2 separate regions of the Mus musculus genome follow, and region 1 is linked to region 2. The links are chromatin loops, found by intact Hi-C in ENCODE. Cell type or tissue: heart. All regions are shown on one strand. Links, peaks and the distances in the headings refer to the core of each region. The heading gives the core; the rest is flanking DNA.

Region 1 (2,922 bases), core at 333-2,832, 52 kb after region 2:
TTTTTAAAAAATTTACCTGGTGAGTTGAAGAGTTATTTTATTAGATAGTTAAAAAAGGTCAGGGAATGTGAAACAGATTAAGAGAAGTTTCCTACATAAAGAAAAGTGACAAAAATCTATTTTAAAAGGAAGTGGAACAAGAGTCTTGGGACAATACCAGGAAGTCTGACATACATGTAGTAGGTATTTTAGAAAGAAAAGAGAAAATGAGACAGAAAAAAACATTTGAAGAAACAAATGAGATCAACACCCCCCCCCAATTTTTTTAAAACATAAATCTACAGCTTAAGAAAAATCTCAGCCATGGCTGGAGAGGCAGGCAGGTGGCTCAGTGGTTAAGAGTAACAGCTGCTCTTAGCAAGGACCTGGGCTTCATTCCCAGCACTTACAGCATGGCTCACAAAAGGTCTTAGCAAAATCCAAGCAGGCTATCTCTAAGGAGAAACCACACCATAGTGTAGTTATTTAAAACTATAGCAGCTCAAGCTCTCACCTCTCTTACTCTCATCTCTTGCTCTCCTTCCTCCCTCCCTTCTCCTCTCTCTCTCTCTCTCTCTCTCTCTCTCTCTCTCTCTCTTTCTCTCTCTCTCTCTCTCTCTCTCTCTGCCTTTCTACAATAAAGCTCTAAAATCATGAAAAAACAAAAGCCAAACAAACAAAAAAAAAACAAAGACAAAGATAAAATCTTAATGCCCACCAGAAAAATAGTGTCATAGTACAAATGGGACAGGTAGGTGGACTCAGAGATAACAAAGGCCACACAAGATATTTTAGAACTGAGCTTGGATAAGGGCAGTAACAATAGCAGTTGTGGTTGGCATCTGGAATGCCCTCCTCCGCCGGCTCACGCTTTGTTCCCAGGCTGCTGATGTGAGAGGTGGTACAGCCTTTAGGAAGATGGGTCTGGTGGGCAGAAGTATGTGACTCTGGAGGTGACAGTGCCTTTGATATGGGACATGGCTTTTGCTCCATGTCTTTCCTAATGGGGGGGGGGAGGGGGGTGTCTCTGCCTCAGGCACCTCCTGTAAGACCTTTTCCCACTCAGATGACTTGGAATTTCTGGAATCATAATTGAAAATGATCTTTCCTCTCCTGGGTTGTTTCCATCAGATGCTTTGGTCATGGTGGCAAGAAAGGCGACCGACGTGCGATCCACGACCATTTGAAAATGCCGGTGAAATAAACCACCCCAAGTAAATAAAACCATAGACATCATCCCCAGATCTGTGTTATAACTAACCGTGCTAATTTCTTCACTGGGAAGGAAAATGGTACTAGGTAGAAAATCAGACTTCTAAGAGGGAATAAAACAGGGGCTGGAGAGATGGCTCAGCGAGTTAAGAGCACTGACTGCTCTTCAGAAGGTCCTGAGTTCAAATCCCAGCAACCACATGGTGGCTCACAACCAGATATGACGCCCTCTTCTGGTCTGTCTGAAGACAGCTACAGTGTACTTACATATAATGATAATGATGATGATAATAATAATAATAATTAATAAATAAAAGAGGTAATAAAACAGTACATTAGTAATTAGAGCCATCGTGTAATATTTATTTTAGGAAGAAGCTTCACAGGGAAAGGGAGGAGCATGTGACATAAATGCAAGTATACAATTCAAATTTACAAATTATAAGAATTCTTTACGTTTATAGCCGGTTTCTTTTAAGATTTGCTTAGATTTTTGTACTGATGCCATTTTATGGGTGTTGATTATGGAAATCGTGCCATATTGTTATGGCGTGTTTGTTTTAAAAAGTTGACTTAGTCTTTCTCACATCAAAAATTTCAATATTTTCAATATTGAAAAAAGAAGGAATGAAGAATACTAGAAATAGTAAATATAAAATGCCAGAAATTATTAACTTGTTTAAAATACACAAGTGTTTAAAGCTAAATGTTTATGTCGTATTTAATGTATGCAGGTCTATTTTACTTGGCGATAAAACCATTAAAAGTGGCTGATAAATGAGCTACAGCTTTGCAGGGTTCTTGTATTTTATGACAGTTAGTATAATATAACCTCTTAATACATTAGAATAATTTAAGGTTGTATACCATGAGCCCCAGAGCAACCATTAAAAATTTACATAAAAGAAATATTAGCAGAAAACCAGTGGTGAGACTAGAATGAACTAACAAAAAAATACTAGATTAACACAAAAGAAACCAAAAAACAACAACAATAAAGAAGGATGAAACAAACAAGATAAAAATTTCAAAATAGTAGGTTTAAACCCATCCATGTTATCATTATATTATATGTACATGGACTAAAAACTCCAACTGAAATATAGAGACTACCAAACTGGATTTTAAAAGTCCACACTGTAAACTATATGTGACACATAGAAAAATTAAATATAAAGACACTAATAGAATGAAGAGTGGAAAATATTTACCTAGGACGAGCAGTAAGCCTAAGAAGGGTAAAGCAGTTACTAATATCAGACAACCCGGACTTCAAAGCCAGAGAATAACTAGAGATAAGAAAAAATAGTTTAGAGTAATTGTTAAGAAGGCCAAAGCAGGACTGGCGCAGGGCTTGCTACTGATCTTGTGTTTCTTTTATTCTGCAGGACCTACAGGCTGGAAAGAGAACACTAACTTCTGCAAGTTGTTCTCTGACCTTCACACACACATGTAGTATTTTAATTCAAAATCTAAAATTACTAGGAAGTCATAAAAGCCAACTGAGCATACAAATCCACAGTAATAAGGATTGTAATAACCTCCTCTCAGTACTAGATGAAAAAGTCTGTGGTAAATGGGTAACCTGCACAACACTGGCAATACTTAAATAATAGAATCAACTGGGAGATAAAAACCATCCAACCACCATGTGGTGGTGGCGCACACCTTTAATCTCAGTGCTTGAGAGGCAGAAGCAGGTAGATCTGAGTTTAAGGCCAGCCAGGATGG
Region 2 (2,922 bases), core at 125-2,624:
TGAGTGTACATGTATGTGTGAGTATCTGCCACAGGTGGGTAGTTGCCCTTCAGAGGCCAGAATAGGGTATTGGTGTTGTGGATTGTAAGCTGTTCCACAGGGATGTTGGGAACCGAACTCAGGTCCTCAGGAAGATCAACAAAGCACTCCTGATGCTGAGCCATCTCTGCAGCTCCAGAGAATACGTCTGAAACTACCGTACTTGTAGCATTCTTTTTATAGTAGCCCATGGAAACTGATTTTTAATCTGTTAAGCAAAACTGAGTCAAAATAAGGCAAAGGGTTCAACAAAATCACAGGTTGTAAACTTTGTACTTATGTACTTATGTAAATATTCAATCTGCTAGCACATACACCTTCTATACATGTGCCACTTGAACACCAGTGTTCATATCATGGAGAGGCAGCATTATACCGAAGACTTGTGTTTTGATTTCCTCACAGATAATAAACCTTGTCTCCTTTCTGAGAGCATACCACTCCCATACATCAGTCAGGAACCATGAGGTGTTCAATTGCCCATGACAATTTTTCTAAGTGCAGTATTAGAAGCCAAGTAGGGATTACATAGAGATAGATGCACATTACAGCTGTCCCTGAATAAGCCACTCTTGTCTTATTTATTATGATCTTGCAGAAGCACTTGTTCAAGTCCAGTCAGCAAACACTGGGCATGTAGCAGGTGCCTGGGACCCCACCAGGTGCTGAGCGGGCAAAGAGGAATCCAAGTTCTTGCAGTCTGATTCACTGAGACACTTAGGACTCAGGCACAGTGTATGTGATAGAGGAGAAAGCACAGGTAGGAGATACCTTCACATAGGGTGCAGTAAGAGAAGATGGGGTGGTGTCTTGAAGTCTTAGCTAACAGAATGAGAGTTGAGGATATATTGTAGGGGGAACAGCTGCTTGGAACATAGAGGTCCGGTATGATCTTTAGTCTGTGTTGTCAACTAAATAAAATCTAGAATCCCCTGGGAGACAAGCCTCCAGACATGCCTTCAGGGATTATTTTGATTAGGTTGAGTGGAATGAGAAGATTTGCTCACTGCCACTGCAGGTGGTGCCATTCCCTAGGCTGCATATCTGAAAGCTAGCTGGGCACAAGCATTCATTGCTCTCTGCTTCTTGACATGAGTAGCTGTCTGGAGCTCCTGGTGACGTGACTTCCCCACTATGATGGACTGTGACATTGAACTGTGAGCCAGAAGAGACTCATTCTCCCTTAAATTGTTTTTGTCAGGATATTTTATTACAGCAACAGGAAAAGGAGCTAACACACCTAGAAATTAGCAAGAGAATGCCTGGATTAAAGAATTCTACTGTGGGCAGGCCTGGGGAGCCAGCAGGGTAATGAAAGTAAAGAGCCTTAGTAAGGAGCTTGAGTTTCTTCCTTAAAACCAGAGGGAAAGTCTTCCTACCAGTTAACATGATAGGATCACATTGCTTTTAGGAAAGAAAATCTGCAAGTGTCCACTTCTACCTAAGAAAGGGACAGGAAGACCTGTCGTTCAGTTCAGCTATAGTGTGTATACCCAGTGTCTGCAAGGTCCTGATTTGATCCCCAGTGCTAAAAGGCAGAAAATGGGGCAGGATTATCAGGAAAGAGGCATTAGTCTTGGGGTGGAAAGGAGGTTTGGAGGATACATTAAGGGTTGCTTTGCAGGACTGGCTGAGAACAAAGCAAGGAAAAGCAGAAATTGAGACTTCTCTCCAGTTTTGATCTCCTAAAGATCAACCCCAGGCTTCCTATTCATCCCTGTGCCAGCCTAGCCACTTGTATAAAATAAGTCCTCAATTTATTCCCAGGTTGCTATTGGAGACTGGAGTTCCGGGTACTCTCCACATACTCCTAGAATCCCCTTCGCTTTCAAGTACATAAAGGTGCTGGGAGGCATGACTGACAGCTCTCACAGGCCATTCCTGGTTTTGTTCGTCTGCCGTTTAGTGGCTTCTTACTGGATTAATGGCCTGGTACATGAATCACAGTGACTGTCAGAGCAGAATGGAGTGCTGACTAGAGATTTGTTTTTGCTCTCTCCTGACTGTTGCTATTCTGAGCTTCAAGCAAGGGTCAGATAGCAGTGTAATTGCAAATACCACCTCCCCTGCTTGCAGCTCTCTCACAGGCATTGGTAGCATACATACATACATACATACACGTACACCACATACATGACAAAGACACTGTTCATTTCTATCTCAATATAACCTCTAAAGGAATCTCAATACCTTTCTAAATCTTTTTTTTTTTTTTTTTTTTTTTGACTGGGTGGATCAGCAAATGTAGCACTGTGCTCTTGGAATGCAGGACAAAGTTCACCTGCAGACTTGCTTCCCGAGGCCAAGGTGCCTCCAGTGTTCCTTGACTGGCTTTTATACCAAGAAGAGAAGGAAGGCAGGAAAACAGGAGTGCCTTCTGCAGAGGGGTGACTTGAGGCTGGGGCACCCTGAATCCTGCCAACTTGGGGTATCCAAGTACCATTGTGCACTGGGCTGGACTCAGGTGGGTGAGAGTCTGTGTGAGTGCAGAAGAAACAGCCTCCTCCAAAGATGGTTTTCAGCGAACCGGTTCTCTTTATTGGTGGTGAACAAGGGCTATACCAACCTCGGGGCGTGGGAAGTGGGCTTTGGGCTGAGTGTACATTACAGGCTGGGGCTGGGGGGGCTAGAGAAGCTTCATTTGCATGAAGAGGAATTCCAAGTTCTTATTGGACATGTCCCTATAGGGAAAGAGGAAGGTTAGCCTGTAATTTGGTCACCCGGTTATGTGACTACCTCAAGGGTGGCAGGAATGGGGGGTCATCAGGCTTCTGTACACTGGGTCATGCAGGCCCAGAGCAAGGAGGAAGCAGTCATACTCCCGCAGATGAGATTTTTCTGGGATTGGACAAGTCTATACCTCATTCTTGCTCCAGACTGACT

What was found. Peaks named below come from ENCODE experiments on the same cell type or tissue, not always from the same donor. Only the 100,000 strongest peaks of a DNase experiment are listed, where the experiment ranks them.
Region 1: it touches region 2 in a loop (6-fold over the local background); 4 of 42 quality-filtered maps call a loop at or near these places.

Annotation. Positions count from the first base shown.
Region 1 is chr5:52,737,310-52,740,231 of GRCm38, forward strand. No RefSeq gene overlaps it. Among named protein-coding and RNA genes, the nearest start is that of Pi4k2b, 2.8 kb to the right of the region's middle. In heart, for the core only: no CTCF peak of the experiment used is centred there; no DNase peak of the experiment used is centred there.
Region 2 is chr5:52,685,921-52,688,842 of GRCm38, forward strand. No RefSeq gene overlaps it. Among named protein-coding and RNA genes, the nearest start is that of Sepsecs, 18 kb to the left of the region's middle. In heart, for the core only: no CTCF peak of the experiment used is centred there; no DNase peak of the experiment used is centred there; H3K27ac peaks cover 673 bases.